Regions from separate parts of the Mus musculus genome. Here region 2 is linked to region 1. Evidence: chromatin loops called from intact Hi-C (ENCODE). Cell type or tissue: left cerebral cortex. All regions are shown on one strand. Each heading gives the region's core, and the rest is flanking DNA. Links, peaks and the distances in the headings are about the cores only. Region 1 overlaps Eml6 (echinoderm microtubule associated protein like 6). Region 2 overlaps Rtn4 (reticulon 4).

Region 1 (8,635 bases), core at 297-8,296:
GTAGTGTGGTTAGAAATGGGCCATGTGTCAACCACCTCCATATCTGACACCATAGCATAGCCAGCTTTCCAGGACCCTTCATATATAAAGGAGCTGCCATCTGTGTACCAGGTATAGATGGCCTGAGACAATGTGCCCTCCTGTGTGTGTGAGGGATGGGGCGATAGTTCCTCTAAGGTTTCAGTGCAGGAATGAAATGGGAAGTGAACAGCATTTGGTCAGGGAAGAGGGCTTGAGATATTGAGAGGTGTGCATGATTGGAAAGTAAGGGTAGAATCTTCTGTTAGTGCTACCTGAAGTGAAAGAATCCTGGACAGAGGTAGACTCTATAAGCCTTTGTAAGTTAAGAGCTAGGACAGGTAATGAGAAGAGAAGGTAGTGATAGGTAACCCAAAGGTTAATTTGTTGGATTCTCAAATAAGTTCAGCATCTGGTAAAGCACGTATGCCCTTCCCTGGATGGTTAGGTCTAATTTCCTTGACAAGTATGCTATGGGTGCAAAGGAGGGTCCTGGTTGGTGACCTAGGACCCCAAAGGCACATCCCTCTTTCTCTGTTACATAGGGAAGGAGGCACATATTAGGTCCAGGATGTGTAAGGTTGGGGCCCGAAGAAGGCCCTGTTGGAGCCTTTAAAGGGGCTTAATAACAGGTTTGAGAAGACGTTCCTGTGTCAGCCCTAAGGCTGCTTCATATAAGGGGCAAGAAAGGAGGGAAAAGGAAGGAACCCAGGAATGTAAAAAGCAAGATATTCTTAGGAATGATAAAAATCTCCTCTTTAGTAGAGGGGACTGCTAGAGACTGGATTAGGTTTTTCTGTCTAAGGTAATGGCTTTGTAGGTTGGAGTGTTAGTCCATAGTAGGTGACCTGAGGGGTGAGCAATTGAACCTTAGAAGGTAAGATATAGCATCAGCTGGATAGGAAACTTAGATGAGCACAGGTATTGGTTTGGCTAATTTGTAGAGAGGGACCACAGAGGACAATGTCATCAACATACTGAATAAGCTTAGATCTAGGAAAAGACAAAGAGTCAGAAGCCAGGACCTGACCAAACAGTTATGGGCTATCCCAAAAGTCCTGAAGTAGAATAGTCAAGGTGAGTTAGGTAGAGACATGGGTGTCAGGGTCAGTCCAGGTAAAGGCAAAGATGGTTTGTGACTGGGCTTCTAGGGGGATAGAAAAGAATACATCCTTGAGATCTAGGCCTGAGAAATAAGTCCCTGAGAGGATAGTGGAAAGAAGCATATAAGGGTTAGCCAAAACAGGATGGAGAGGAACCACTGCAAAATTAAGGAGCCTGAGATCTTGAACCAGGAGATAGGACCTGTTGGGTTTCTTAACTTCAAGTATAGTGGGTATTAAAAGGGGAAGAAGTGGGATAGGGAACTTTTTTTCTTAGGAGGTCAAGGAGAGGCTTATATCCCCTGAGGCTCTGGAGAGAGGGGGGATACTGAGCTTGCATGATGTACTAGGTAGAATCCTGTAATTGGATGACAACAGAGGAATGGTGTTTAGCAACAGAGGGGTTCTGGATGTCCCAGACTTGGGGGTCCACCTCGGGGGCTGGCAAAGAAAATGACATGTCAGAGCCAGTAGGTTGGGTAGCTAGAAGAAGGCGGAGAGGGACTGCTGGCAAGCTTGAGTTTAGGTGAATGGTGTGGGGACAAAAGAAATAGAGGCTCCCACTTTGGCTAGAAGATTCCTTCCTAATAAGGGGACAGGACACAATGGCACTGTAGCTGCCTGCAGCTACATGAACCAGGTTCCTGAAGGGGAGGCTGGGGCTGCATGGGAGGAAATGTCGAGAGAAATAACAAGACCGAGACAAGATACTGATCAAGGCTCAAAGTTTACTTAAGAGTCTGAGCTTATGAAGGGGGAAGGCCCATGCCCCACCACACCAGGTTCTTGATGCTTTGTGGCCAGGCTGTCAGCAGTTGGTCACCAGGCTGTTGCTTATTCAGGATCGGCTCAGGAAGACAGGTTCAGCCACTCAGCAGGTAGCAGCATCTTGGAGAAAAGCACAGAGGTGTCAGAACAATAGACCTATGTAGGTCGGAAGACTCCACCCTAGGTGGTCTCCTTCACAGAGGCAGAACAGGGCTGAGCCAACCTGCTCAAGGCTGAGGGAGGCTACATGGCACTACCAGAAAAGAATAGGTGAGAGGAACACCCCTAAAAATGCAACTAAAGGGTTTGGTAAGATTGGTAAGGCTACCCCCCTACCCTGAGAGGTAGATCCCCAAAACAACATCAGGACCAAGTAAGTGACCCCAGTATCCAAAAGGAGGAAGATGGTTGATCTGATAGCATAATGACTACACAGGGCTCCCTGTTAGTGATGGTAGTGATCTGGTCAAGGAAGCTTGGGCCCCTTCAGTTATCCATGACCAGGCCTAGGAGATTGGCTGAAGGGTGATTTGGGAGTGATGTCCCTCCCTGTGGGATGGTTAGAGAGGAAGTTAGAAGAGGACAGGAAGCTGAAGAGGCTAGGAAATAGGGTAAGCTGAAGAAGCCAAGGAAGAGGCTTGTTAGCTGGATCAAGGACGGTGGAAGTTTTGTCTAGTTGAGATTTCATAGCTAGAAGGAGCTGAATTGGGAAACAAGGAAGCACAGAGAGAAAGTTTGGAGTGAAGGTAAGAAGAAGCCTGGACATAGGAAACCTCCTTCCATCTTCCAGATCACTAGCAATAGTTGTAAAGACCCCTTATAATGATATGATCAAAAGTGACATTAGGCGGCCATTTAAAGTCATTATATAATGGGTATTGTGAACAAGTTTGATCGCAAAGGAGTATGAGTCTAGAAGCCTTTAAATCAGGCACCAGGATTAGAGGTTTAAGGTCCTCTAGGAGGCATCCCAGTAGGGAGCCTGGAGGTATGGACATAGACATGATTCATACACAGGCACACCAGCGTATGAACAAATGCTGAGTCTGTGCTGCAACATGATTTTCCAAGTCCGAATTTAGGTTTATTTCTTCTCAGCCAGACTAAATGCATCTTGTAGCTCAGTGGTAAAATGCTTGAGTAGCATGCATGAGGCTCTAAGTTCAGTCCTCAGTATTGGGACAGGAGAAACCCAACCCACTGCATTTGAAGGACTACAAGTGTATAAACGAGAGTATTGCTGTCTAGTTCCATGACAAGGGTGGATGGCACCTACACTTTATAGTGTGTACTCATAAAAGGCAGTACTAGGTGTCAATGGGATTAAGTCGTTTTACCATAATGTGTTTACATAGTGTATTTATATAAAGCAGGATAAGGATCTAGGGAGATTTCTCATTTGGTGAAGTGTTTGTTGTGCAGCCATGAGGACCTGAATTTGGATCCCCAGTACCCACTTAAAAATCTAGGTGTAGTGGCATACATCTCTAACTCCAAAGCTGGGGGCTGGAGATAGGCAGAGACAAGTATTTCCCTGGAGTTCATTGGTCAGCCAGCCTTGCCAAAGGTAAAGAGCAATTAAAGAAGACAGCCAATGTTAACCTCGACCTTCACACATAAAGAATAGAAACACTGTAATCATCCTTATGTGCACACATACACAAAACAAGGGTGAGGGGTGGAAAGTTTACCATGTACCTGGATATTTGTTGCTAGGTGAGAAAACATCTGCTATCCATAAGCAGTGAGCACTATGCTTTACTTTCTGGAAAAAAAATGATTTGTCTCAGAAACACCTAGCTTAAAGGTCATTCATAAGAAATGAAATAGTGTGGCCATTGTGGCTGAAGGGAGCTGTTTATTCATGTGTTCACCTGTCTGAGGCACTTTCAGCTTGAGGTGCTCTCAGCTGGGCAGAAAGCATGGGTTTACTTTGCCTTCTTTCCTCTTCCACAGGGACACATGGAAGGGGAAGTGTGGGGGCTGGCAGCACACCCGCTCCTGCCCATCTGCGCGACAGTAAGTGATGACAAAACACTTCGGATCTGGGAATTATCCTCCCAGCACCGCATGCTGGCTGTACGGAAACTTAAAAAAGGTACATAAGACATCTCCTCACAGGTAAAGGTGTCTGTTTACAGGCAACAGACTATGTTAGGTTCACTCACTCACTTACTCATTCAACCACTGTTTAATGAGAGCACCTGTTACAATCCCAAAAATATGAGCAAGGCAATTCAGGGTTCACTGTGCAGTGAAAATTAAGAGTGCATGGAGACTTTCCAGAACGCTAGTCTGATCTCAGAGTGCCCCAGCCCCATTCACTTTGCTTGAACTACACGTGCTTGCTTGCCCCTGTGTTCTCTTCTCATTGAGAGCTGAAGTGTGTCAGCTTGTAAAAACAAAACAACGGGAGAAAAACACTAATTATATCTATGACTAACAGTCTCCAGCATTTATGGAAAGTAGAAAGTCAGTTTGGTAGAAAAAAATATTTTTTGAAGTCATAAATGTGTGTTGGACATCTGCACACAATACAGGCATCTGCCAAGAGATAACAGTTCACCAAATGCTTCTTGAGTACCTCTGTATGTCAGGCCCTAAGAGCCCACAGAGAACAGTCTCGTCTTTAGAATCAGATACAGACAAGATTTGAAAGGACTCCCAGCAGCAGCTGGCCTGCTTACTCAGGTAATTTGAGAAGGGCCTAAAAATAGGATTCTTTATAAAGGAGTGGGTAGGGTTTAAAGAAATGACAAGGAATATGCACTGTGGTGCCACCAGTAACTGCAGGTGTCCTCGAAAGTTCTGAGCTTTAAAAGACAAAAGGACAGAGTGGTTGGTGGAGTGTCTGAGATGGTGGCATTTCAGGAGGTGCCTGGAGGATCAGACAGTTCAGCCTGCCAGTTCTCTACCTTCCAGTCTTACAAACTCCATCCTGGACCCACCCAGACGCCAAGAGGCAAGGGGGCCTCTGACACAAACCACTTGCCAGCTTCAGGCAGAGAGTAGATGAAGACCCCACATGAGCAAGAGGCCACAGAAGCTCAGCTCAGACTTGCCACCTCGCACTGCTTTCTTAGGGAAGCAACAAGAGAGCTGAGCCTTGAGGTCTAACAAAAATTCTTAAGACAGGAAGGGCTGAGCTTGGGCTCTGTCCTTTCAATATTTGTACTGGGTCATTCTGTATGCAGAGACATAAGGGCATATTCTAAAGGAACAATGCCAAATGAAATCATACTGACTGGTAGTATCAGTGTGAGCCAGAGACCACACTGGTACATCACCTTTATTCTGCAGAGACCTGGTGCATAAGGCTACCATTCATATCACTTACAGATCAGAAAATGGAGACAGGTTACTATAGTACTTTGTCCAGCATCATCTACTTAGTGAGTAGTGAAGCAGTGCACACTGCAGCACGGTGGCCTCATGCCTGCACACTGGTTGTCACTAACTCCCCACATAGCCTCACTTTACCCTGGACTCTTACAACTTGGCAGCGGGTGGGGCAAGGATTTCAACCAAATTCAGAGCCATGCTCTGAATAATTGAATCATTTGCCCACTAACTTGCATTGCAAAATGAAACTAGTGCCTTATGGTAGAAGCTAGTCAGTGGACTTTATTCTTTAGGTTAAATATTGGTTCAAAAGAGCAACTGTTGCTGCATCTTAGATAACAATTCCTCTAGTTTCCCTTGCTATCCTGGTATAAATATCTCTCCTTTTGCTCTAAACTGTGGCCTAAATTGTATGGTAAATTATGGTTCACCTACCCTGATGACTGTCCCCAGGGCTAGCTGGTCTTTTCACTGTCTCACTACAGTGACTTGACAGACTCACAGAAGGTAAGCATTAACTGGACAAATGAGTAGAGAGATTGCTTACATAAGCCAGTTCCAAGTTACTAGCTTTACATAGCTTCACCATCTATCAGCACAGGTGTGGCTCCCTATGGAAGCCAGATTGAGCTGTTCCAGCACAAAGCAGCATGGCTTGGACTGTGTCATCTCAAATCTTCTACCTCTTGACTGCATTATGATCCATGAAGCAGAAAAACTAAAATTAAGAGGGCTTCTAAATTTTAAAAAAAAAAAAAATGTGTTTCCAGTCATGATGTCCAAAAAAAAAAAAAAAATGGTTTCTAGAAGTTTTATTGGAGAACTCATGTTCTTAAATGTGTCCTCTTTTCTCAGAGAGCTATGCTATCTACCTAACCCTCTCCTGCACCGGCTCACCTACCTACCTTAAAAAGCCCAGATACTCCAAGATAAAGAAATAAGTGGAAAAACATTATGGAAAATGAAAATGTATTTTAAGATTTATTTTTTAATTGTGTGTATCTGTGTTGTGGAATGTACATGTGCGTGCAGGTGCCCAAATAAGGGCATGTCAGAGTACTTGAAGCTGTAGTTACAGGGAGTGGAGAGCCGATTACTGACATGGGTGCTGGGAACCATACTGAGGTCCTGTAAGAGCAGCAAGTGCTGTCAACCTCTGAGCTGTTTCTCCAGCCCTAAAATATGATTTTGATACTCTGGAGGGAAGAAGACATTTAAATTATGCTATTTTTCAAAGATTTAAAAATATACATTTATTATGTTGTATGTACACACATACACATGATATCTACAGACAACTTTTGGAAGTTGGTCCTCTCCTTCTACCATGGATTCTCAGGTTCAAACTCAGGTTGTCAGGCTTACATAAGAAGTGCTCTTCCCCACAGGACCATCTCACTATTCCCCAAATGATGACATTTTAACTCCCACCTGGGTGGCGGTGCTAAAGGCCCAGTTACATGTAAGCATGTGAGTGCATACACATGCATATTTCTCCTGTGTCTCCATCTGCTTTACTCAACAGCCAAGTGCTCAATTATGATTCTCTTCGGTCCTTTTGTAGGAGGAAGATGTTGTGCTTTCTCCCCTGATGGGAAAGCCCTAGCAGTTGGATTGAATGATGGAAGTTTCTTGGTGGTGAATGCTGACACAGTGGAAGACATGCTCTCCTTCCATCACAGAAAAGAAATGATCTCTGATATAAAATTTTCAAAAGGTGAAGATGGCAGTAATACTTAAAAAAAAATAGCAATCTTTAAATCATTTTTTATATAAAAATGGACTATTCTAAAAGTTTCTTTGACCTTTCTCCCACCTCAAAATCTTATGTTCCTGGAGGTGAACTTGTGTTCTGTTACTGTGTCTCTACAGATACAGGAAAATACCTTGCTGTGGCATCTCATGATAACTTCGTGGATATCTACAACGTGCTTACAAGCAAGAGGGTTGGCATCTGTAAAGGAGCTTCTAGTTACATCACACACATTGACTGGGACTCTAGAGGTAAAACAGGTTGTGGTTTTTAAGATAAAACTTAAACTCATGCATCATTTCCAGAGAGAATGGAATTGAGTTTTAGTAAAAAACAGGAAGAAGATCCATGGCAGTGTATGAGGATAACCCAACAGCCCAGGCTAACCTGACCTCCCAGGAGCCATTACTGTTAACACTTTGAGAATTTTTCTGTTCCATAAGCATCTCATTATTAATGGAAGTCACTGTGGCTTAAGATCAAGAAAGCCTGTGGTACGTTGAGTTGCCATGCTTTGCGTTGCATATGATCTGTCCTTGCTTTTATCTACTCATCCTTCCTGACCAGGACCCTCTCCGGGAATTCAGCCCCTGATGTCTCAAGCAATTTTCAGCTCTTGGCAGAGATAGAAAGCTATACTCAGCTCACCTGAATTTATCTTTCTCCAAAGCGCCTAGCTTCCCCTTTGTGTCTGCCAAGTTACTTCCACAAAACCGTGAAGGCCTGTCTATTTAATACATCTAGCATCTACCATTTACAAAGTCTTAAGTCAGAAAATGTGGATCTAGAAGTAAGACTTGGCTTCTATTCTCTATAAACCTTATAATTTAGGGAGGGAAATGGGCTAGTTTTGAAAGAATATAAGAACACAATGATGTAGGCATGGGATGAGTCCCTGTAAGTGCTACACAGCATGTCACTGTTAGATTCTGTCTGGAGACATGGTTGATGCTAAGAGTCCAGAGCACACATTTAGGAGTGGGCAGGATCCTCACTTGCAAAGAAGTCATAGTCTCTTGTGGTCTGTGCTGTGTCTGTTCTGAGGAGATAGCTCCAAGGGAAATCCAAGATGTCTATGTAGATATGGCTCACCACATAGCAAAGTTAAGAAGGGGATCACCCAGCAAATGGAATGTGGTGCCAAACTGGGAGGAGGACCAGTGGATAGTTAAGAAGTGGTGAGGAACCCTTGGCTGAGCGGGTAGGAGGAAGGGATGTGGAAATCCAGACAAGGACAGAGTCAAAAGGGACTCTTACATCACACTCATCCATGCTGAGTTTGTTCTGGAGGCACTGGGTATCTGCAGGTTATTTTCATTGGGGCATTCCCAAAATCAACTGATGAAAGTCAGAGAGAGGCGACAAGAGTCTGACCCAGGAAGAGGTTCCTGCAGAGACACTGCTATTTTTATTTAATTAGTTATATTTAATAAATATGTAGTTATTTAATAAATCATACTTCATTTTAAGTATTTTTTGAGATAGTCTCAGACTGGGCCAGGCAGATGTTTAGCTGTGCTGCACTAGAATTTGAACTTTGTTTGAGCTTTATAACCTGTGGGAGTTTTTGCAGTACAGTCAGTAGAAAGAAAAACATGTAACTTACTGTAAAAGGTGCCAGTCCCAACAAGAGCAAGGGAAATCACATAAG
Region 2 (8,635 bases), core at 533-8,532, 50 kb after region 1:
CAGCAAATACATTCAGGTATGCTTCTCGTTAACTTGTCTCAGGGGCAACCAAGAAAAAACACTGTTTCCACATGAGTGCTTACTGTGTCCTGGGCACCATGCTAACTTCCAAGTACTATCCCTATTTTATAAATGTAGAGACAGAGGCTTGGATAATTAGGAAAGTAATTGTGTGTGTGTGTCTGTGTGTACAAGTCTTTTCGTAAGAAACAAAAACAAAACATGAATACCAGGGAACATATCCCCAGTCACCTTTACCCTACCTCCACCAGCTCATCATCAAAATTTCCTCATTTCTGCCTGAGGAGATGGCGCAGCAGGTAACTGTGCCTGCTGCTAACCAAGTCCAACCCCTCCCCCTGACCCACATGATGGAAGGAGAGATCTGATCCCTACAATTTGTCCTCTGGCAAGTACCACAGCAGGCATTTGCATGTACGCACATGCACCGGAGGACTAATTTCAATAAGTTTTAGAAAACTTCCGAATTTCTAGTTCTTTAGGTCTGCACTTCTAAGCTTGCTATTGTTTATTCTCCAAATTCTATTGGGAAGTATGGCTGCTGCATTCCAGAATGGGCTGGAGACCTCACGACTGGGTCTCTGCACAGCTGAGAGGCAAGATCAAGGGGTCCTACCTTTGGGACTTGTGGCTAACAACAGAAGTTACTTCAGCATTCAGCATCTGTGAGCCTGGAAAGAGGAGTGCTTAAGCCAGGCGGTGGTGGGGCACACCTTTAATCCCAACACTTGGGAGGCAGAGGCAGGCAGATTTCTGAGTTCAAGGCCAGCCTGATCTACAAAGTGAGTTCCAGGACAGTCAGGGCTACACAGAGAAACCCTGCCTCAAAAAACAAGAAAGAAAAAGAAAGGAAGGAAGGAAGGAAGGAAAGGAAGGGAGGGAGGGAGGGAGGAAGGAAGGAAGGAAGGAAGGAAGGAAGGAAGGAAGGAAGGAAGGAAGGAAGGAAGGAAGAAGGGAGAGGGGGAGGAGAGGAGAACCTATATTCATTTTTCAAATGTATCCAACAAAGCCTCAGCTAGGCAGGCTTTTGGATAGATATAGTATGTTCATTTCTTCTGGAGCTTATCACACTTCCATGGAGAAGGCAAGGACTGACAGTCAAGGCAAAGTGTAGCTTGTCAGGCAGCATCTGAAGAGGCACTCAACTTAGACCTGCCTCCCTTCTAAAAAAGCATTCGTTAGGCTGAGCAATGTCTGCCCTGTAGGAGGGAGTTAACAAAGGGGGCAGGATTTCTGTCCCAAGCCATCTGCATTGAAAACCTGAGGTGGGAAAGATTTAGGATCTTTCCATGAACTCAAGGAAAACCCTGGTGACATGGGTAGAGACACCATCCCCATGGGGAGAGAAGAGACCTAGGATGTAAGACACTGGCAAGTGTCCTTTAATGTGAAAACAGTGGCCAGTTTCCTTTAGGAGACTCCAAGAGGGCACTTGACATGTTCACCATCCCTCGTGGTGGGGGTAGAAATGGATAGAAGATACTCTGAATTTTAACATAGGCTGTTGTGTGTTGACAGGGGTTGGGGAGGTAGAACACACCCTACCTATGAATTTTAGCATGGGCTGTGGGGCAACGGACTGTTTATTGGCTTTGTAGCCAGGAGCTGAGTTTGGATTTAAAGAAAAGCGTAACTGGGGCAGAGTTAGTGTTGGGAAAGACAGCCAAGAGAGTCTGTGGAACTGAGGAAGCAGATGGACTCAGTTCCTCTCCTCTTGCAGGTGTCAACAGGAGCCTATAAGCGCCAAGTACATGAAGTTCCCCTGGGGAAGCAAGTAACTGAAGCCATGGTTGTTGAGAAGATCACCTGGGCTTCCTGGACAAGGTAAATGAAGAGAACTCTGGTTGAGGAAGAGGCCCCAGCTCTGCCTCTGGGTTTGTGATGGCCAGGATAGGAAGAGCTGAGATGAAACTGTCTTTTCTCAGTGGGGGAGGATGCAAAGCTGCTAGACACTGGCTTAGGGGAGGATTTTATGCGATCAGGGCTTTCTTTTTGTTTAATCATTCGTACCAACCCCAAGCCACATTCAGCAAGTTCAAATGTTTTGCCAAGCCCAGCAACAATGAAGCTTCTAGTAACCTAAAGATAAAAGGTACAGGAACTCTGTCCTTGCCAACATACATATTCAGTGGAACTATAAGGAAGAAAAAATAAAATAAAAGTTTTCTTTCTGGAATGTAGGGGAGTTGGGGAAGGGCTGTGCCTGGTGGTGAAAATGCAGAGCAGGGTGTGCCCACGTGACCAAATGACCTACAATTCCTATCTACTTTTTACCTTAGGAGGGGACAACAACCCTAGGAAACTATGTCCCATCTTCCTAATACCTTTTCCTCTTGGAACAGTGTTCTCGGAGATGAAGTCATTGGAATCTGGCCACGAAACGCAGACAAGGCTGATGTCAACTGTGCATGTGTGACCCATGCTGGCTTGAACATTGTCACAGGGGATGACTTCGGGCTGCTGAAGCTCTTTGATTTTCCATGCACAGAAAAATTCGTGAGTCCTCCTGAGCTGTCTCCGGACCATGCTCCTATACAGTCATATAGATGACCTTCAGTTATCATGGATCCAGCCCCATGGGGCTTTGGCTTGCCCCTGGTGAATGGACAAATGGCCACAAAGTTGGGGAAGAAATCAGGCAGGGAAATCAGCAAGGGTGGCTGATTGATGCACCTGGAAAGTGCAGTGCTTACTGTTGAGACTTGAGCCTGGGCATCAGGGGAGAGAAGTCTACAGCCTTAAGAGTAAGGGAAAGTGCAAGGCCACGGCAGGCACCCTTCTCATCAAGGCCTTCTGCACACAGAGCAGTGGGGGCTTCTGGAAGTGGGGCAGCTGGTGGATCAATAACCCAACAAGTTACTGGGGTCAACATGTGCTCAGCCGCTGCGTTTGCTTTTCCTCACAGGCCAAGCACAAACGTTACTTTGGTCACTCTGCTCATGTGACGAACATCCGCTTCTCTTCCGATGACAAGTATGTGGTCAGCACAGGAGGAGACGACTGCAGGTTGTACCAGATTAATTTGGTTGGCTCCTCGGGCAGTTCTGCTAGTTGGGGTGTCCTGTGGGCCAGGCTCTGCCAGGGACACAGGAAGGGTCTGATATGGAACAATAAGAAAGAAATTTCACGAGTTTTTAGGGGAAAACCAAAAATTTCCTACCATATTCTGTTGTTGGCGTTCTCAACAAATTTTGGCAGGCCCGTGTCCCCTCTAGGGCTCTCCTGGGATTGGCTGAGCTCAGGTTCTATGACAGCTAAACATTGCTGGGGGGCGAGAGGCACAGGGTAAGAAATCTGGAATGGCTAACTTTAGTAGAAACAATCACTGAGAATCAGGTTAAATCAACCTTCACCCATTTGTCCTTGAGAATTGCCAGCCTAGCTTAATGATGCTAATAACATCTTCTTAAGTTTAAAGATGCTAATAACATGGAGCCTTTAGTGACACTAAGAAATAGTGGAGGCAAATGAGTTGCCATGAGAAACGGGAGATGCTGAGTCTTAGGGCCAGTCCATGGCCCAAGTCCAAGGAGCTATTTGGACAAAGAGCCAAGGCAGCTTTTGGCCGTCAGGTGAAATATGCAGGTTATTTGGCCTGAAGCATGGTTTGGAAGCCATTGTTTTAGAAGGAAGGAACCCTTCCAACCTAACCCATAGGTCTGCAAGCCTCTTTCTGAGGTAGGAGAGGGTTTCCTAGCATATGGAGAGGACAGGACCAGGTCATTCTATAACTCAATTTCAATATATTTAAAGGTTTTATTACATTACCAAATATTGTTTTTGTTTAATAAAAACTCAGGGGTAGCTGAAAAAGTAAAACGGGTCTAGCAAGCCTGATAACCTGAGTGCAGAGAACCCACCCTTGAAATTGAGCTTGCACGTGTATGTGTACAGGCACAAAATTAATTTTAAACTATTACAAATAAATTTTGATGTTTTTAGTGATCTGAGTCAAATTGTAAGAGAGGCACCTATAAAGAACACAGTGCGCCGTGATGGCCTGCCTGCTGAGCCACCTCCAGCTCACTGTGCTAGCTATTGCGGGGATTATTGCTTGGGGTAGTACTTACTTACACCAGTTCCTTTGGAATAATGAACATTCATTCCAAACAGTACCAGCCAAACAGAACAAGTTGGGAAGAAAAGGCCTAAACGAACTGGCCAGCCCAGTGCAGGAAATACAAAGTGACTTCTGTTTACAAACAAGACTTAAAGTAACTTAAAAGCATAAGGCCTTGAGGACATGGTGTATAACATGTAAAAAGGGCTCCATTCAAACACACTCAACCCTCTTCAATAGTCACAGGACAGATAGTGTGAGGTTGGGCTGCCAAGTCTCCAGTGACTTCATTATGCACAAATGCTCAAAGCAGCAAAAGGAGTCTAAGGGAGACACACATCAAAGAACTGTTCCAAAAAAGAACAGTAAACCAGACATGGTGGCTCACATCTATAATCCTCAGACTACATAGTAAAACCTTATTCACCCCAACCCCCCCAAAAAAAAACCTTAAAAAAAAACAAAAAAAGCCCAAGTGATGACGGGGAAGGAGAGTAGGCTGCAATGGGTTTACACTTTTCAGTCTGGAACACTTGGCAGCATTATAGTATCTGACCACACAAAAATGTCGTTTGCCTTTCAGTGTATTTGTGTGGCGATGTCTGTAAACACTGGAACCCCGTGCACTATGGCTGCTTCTCCCAAGCTACTTGTAGGCAGTGCAGGGGCACCTCCTCGACGCCAACTGCTGTGGGACACACAAGCTCTGAACAGAGATGTTGTAGGACTCTCATAATCTGAACTTTGCAAGATGGTGATGCCAAGAATGAATACTAAGACTGTTTGCTTCTGTTCTGGAGACTAAAACCTATACTTATTGTAACTTCACTAACGGCAAAATTGGGATGATGTAGCCCACAGATAAAATTTACATCCTCAATTACCCTAACCAATATGTAGCGTTTAATTTGCATTAAGACTTTTACAAAGGTGTTTTGCTATTCTGTTTCTATGTATTTTAAGAATGTTCACTGGACACAATGTAAGTTGGAAGCACTTAAGTACAGAAATACCCTGTTTGCCACATTTAGCTTTCAAAACTAAATGAGCCATGTATAAACAAGTTTTAAAATGTTAATTTTTAAAAGTTTCATTTGCAGTTTTATATCCATTAAGTGCCTTCAAAGTTCCCAGTTGTGTGGGCTGCTGCCTCACCTCCCATGTCGTCTTCTTCCTTCACATGGTGCTAAAACTTCAAAACTGAGGAGGGCTATGGGATTAGCAAATTCACCACTATGTCCTGCTCTAGGAAAGCAGTTATAAGGTGAGCAGCAAAGAAGAGTCCAGCTCCACAGAAAGTAGCAACACGGAAAGCAGGGAAAGCTCCAGTGTGACGAGTGAGCTGTCTTGCTGTTTAGTTTACACCCTCTTGGGTAGGACTGGCTTGGCTCTGCTCATTTCAGATGATTAATGCAGGGTAAATTCAGATTTTTAAAAACCTCTTGAACATATTCCCCACTGTAAGGAGTATTTGAGTTTCTCCAGTCAGTTGTCGGACAGAATGTGACTTGACGACTATTAGTTAAGAAGGCTGATGGGAGTTGGAGTCGTGAGTACACACACCACCGAGTCCTTCCAGTCTGTGCACTAAAATTCTAGACCTTGAGTTTCTAGTTATATGAAGTTGCCATTTTAGAGAAAGGTTGAAATAAGCATTTTCAGTTAAAGAATAGATTATCAACATTTACCACAGAAGTGCTTCAGCATTCTAAAAGAATTAGATTACACATTAAGCTATTTTACACGCCAACTTATTAATGCCTTACATCAACCCACTAGCAGGTTGCTGGGTCCTCAGTAGAGCCCTATGCAGCCCTGATTCTGTTTTCTGTACCTGGTGATGCTGAGTGATCACTGTGTCTGCCTGTCTTGTACTACTGACATTTCATTCAGACAGATCTTGCATTAAGTAACCATGTGGATGAACAACTGACTAATCAATGATATATGTATATATTTGAAGAGCAATAGTGTCTGTTATAAAGACTTTGAAAGTCTTATTTGTAAAATTTATATGGTGTAATTTTATGTATATTCATAAATCTTGCACTGTATTCTGTTAAAATATTGGTGCATGAATTTATTTTCAAAGTATAAAATAATTTAAAACCTTTTGTTATGAGTCAAATAAATCTCACTATGTAAATATATTCTTTGTTCTTAAGCTGTTTCATGAACTAAAACCTTTCTAAAAGCATGTTACCATGTGTCCACTCTCTAAGCCTACCACCGTGTTTTTGCTGTGCATTCATGAAACTAAAACACTAAACACAAAGGTAAGTCTATAAGCTTTATTGATACTTTGCTTTACAGTTCACAATGCATTCCACAGATAATTCAATACAGCTTAAACACAATGGTATAAGTCTTCATTTTATGATTTCTTGCATAACAATGTTTGGTAACTGCAAACATTTGGAAGCATTAAATTCAGTCCACAAAATCAACTATACATACAGTAAATCTTTGAAATGACGGTTACGTTGGAGTTCTATGTTCTCTTGAAAACAGGTGGTAGCGCTCCTACAAATACATTCTCTTCCTAGTTTATGTGCTTGGGACTACACTGTATAACCAATGACTCAGAGGTCAAGCACTGTGGGGCAGCTGCAAGGTTAAAGATCTAAGCTTTGTGAAACACTATATATAGATTATGTCTATATTTACTTATATTGGCAATCTAACAGTAAATCACAATACACCTAGAACATACCATAAAGACAGATTTTTCCACTCTGCTTTAGTAGTATGCTCATCTAAACATCTCATTTCAGAAAAATCTGCATCAGTTTTACACCAACCAAACACAGTACACTGTGAAAAGGGTTGTTTTTCCTGCCCCCAAATCTACCTTCTTTGCAACTTTCCAAATACAGCCAGACTACCTGCAACAGAATATAACACACAGTTTTCCCAGCATCCTTTATTCACCAAGTGCCTCATCTGGGGAAAACAAGTATGACTACAATGAGATCCATACACAGCAGCTTACAATACTTAAGATGATAAACACAGGAAGTCAAGACAGGTAATTTTTCCTCAAACAGTGCACTGCTAAAAATAACTGAAACTGCACGGCCACCCAGGGCTCACCCCTGACCCGCCCACCCCGTAACCAAGGGAGTGTCCCCTTTAAAGATGAATGTCTACTGTTTGGGGCCTTTTCATTCTGCTTTGCGCTTCAATCCAGGGATTTTTGCTTGGATTCTACAAATGAAAAAAGAAAAATGTCAAATTTTGTGTTTGTTTCCCACTTCTTTAAAAAACGTTATGCTGTATATTATTTAGAGAATCATAAAGCTACCAAAATACAAACTAATTTTCCACCTTTGCCTAATGTTTTTTAAAAAAAAGCATTAAAAAGAGTTAATGCTGGCCTCAGAAGGACACTGCCGGATGATGGTCTCGCCCTTGGTAAGAAGGCTGCAGGGCATACTCACTTGGCCATGGCATCCTTAACGCTCTTGTTTGCAAGTCCTAGATAATGATCTATCTGCGCCTGAGAAAAGAGGATAAAAGCATTATAAAATTAATATTGCCAAAGAATATCAATCAGTACTACATACCAACAAACTAAAGACTAGCTCTAAGTCCTTTATAATAAGAGTGAGCTCTATATTCTGCAATCTCCACAGTTAAGAAATTACCTGATGCCGTTCATATATAACAGGAATACTGAAGAGTGAGATCAGAGCTGAAAAAGTAAACACAGAGCTTTAAAAATAAATTAAAAAAAAAAAAAAAAAAAAAGAAGACTGGTACCATTCTAGGAGTCAACATCATACTATCAAGCCAATAGTAATCAAGGTAACCAGACAGTACTCTTAAAGCCTACATAAATGTTGACATTCTCCTGAGGCCTGGGAAATGCTCACATTCTCCTGCATGTGCTGAAGGAACCATGCTTAGCTTCAAATCACATCACAGAGATTCTATAAAATACAGCTTCCCCAATTTAAGCTCAAGAGTGCACCTAAGGCAGCTGTTAGCTGGAGTAGTCTTCAGGAGCTAACATAGCATTTCAATAAAACAGTATCAGCTACTTAAACATCTCCCAATCTCACATTTTTATTTTTTTTTCTTACAATAAAGATATTCTCTAAAAATGTCCCTAAGTGCTTGTCAATCTTTTTGTAGACTTACCTAAAATCAGTAGTGTCAAACCATTGAACAAGGCACCAACGTAAGTAAATACCCACATCAACACTGCAAACTGTAATCAAACAAGAGCCCATGATAAGCAAAATTAAACTTTCTTCTGAAACATATACATTTAAATGCCAGTCTAACAGGCACAGACCTTGAAAACCCAGTAAAGTCAGTCTTTATTTATTGTCTTACTTCAGAAACCTAAGGACCAAAAATGGGAGTTGATTCACTTTCTTTAGAAGCCATGATAGAGCAGAACTGCCTTCCCTCAGAACAGAGAGCATGGGAAGGAAGGACACACTGCCCTTCTACTTCTAGTCACGGTCTAGCTTTCAACAATGGGAGAAAAGAAAGCACTTCCTTTCTGGCCACTTGGCCTTAATTTTAATAAATTGTACTTCCTAT

What was found. A loop is a pair of places that touch in the nucleus more often than their neighbours do. Peaks named below come from ENCODE experiments on the same cell type or tissue, not always from the same donor. Only the 100,000 strongest peaks of a DNase experiment are listed, where the experiment ranks them.
Region 2: it touches region 1 in a loop (1.8-fold over the local background); 2 of 42 quality-filtered maps call a loop at or near these places.

What each region holds. Positions count from the first base shown.
Region 1 is chr11:29,790,573-29,799,207 of GRCm38, reverse strand. Eml6 (echinoderm microtubule associated protein like 6) reads left to right here. Exons shown (of 42, transcript NM_146016.2): 22 at 3,846-3,987; 23 at 6,796-6,948; 24 at 7,104-7,235. Among named protein-coding and RNA genes, the nearest start is that of Gm39671, 14 kb to the left of the region's middle. In left cerebral cortex, for the core only: no CTCF peak of the experiment used is centred there; DNase peaks (open chromatin) are centred at 2,938, 3,893 and 4,412; H3K27ac peaks cover 2,988 bases.
Region 2 is chr11:29,740,640-29,749,274 of GRCm38, reverse strand. Rtn4 (reticulon 4) reads right to left here. Exons shown (of 9, transcript NM_194054.3): 6 at 8,225-8,294; 7 at 7,729-7,775; 8 at 7,522-7,580; 9 at 4,861-7,288. The coding sequence ends at 7,246. It overlaps Eml6 (echinoderm microtubule associated protein like 6), which reads left to right. Exons shown (of 42, transcript NM_146016.2): 38 at 1-16; 39 at 1,742-1,845; 40 at 2,364-2,517; 41 at 2,927-3,027; 42 at 4,665-6,224. The coding sequence ends at 4,689. Among named protein-coding and RNA genes, the nearest start is that of Rtn4, 52 kb to the right of the region's middle. In left cerebral cortex, for the core only: no CTCF peak of the experiment used is centred there; DNase peaks (open chromatin) are centred at 2,967, 4,283, 4,677, 5,377 and 2 more places; H3K27ac peaks cover 2,732 bases.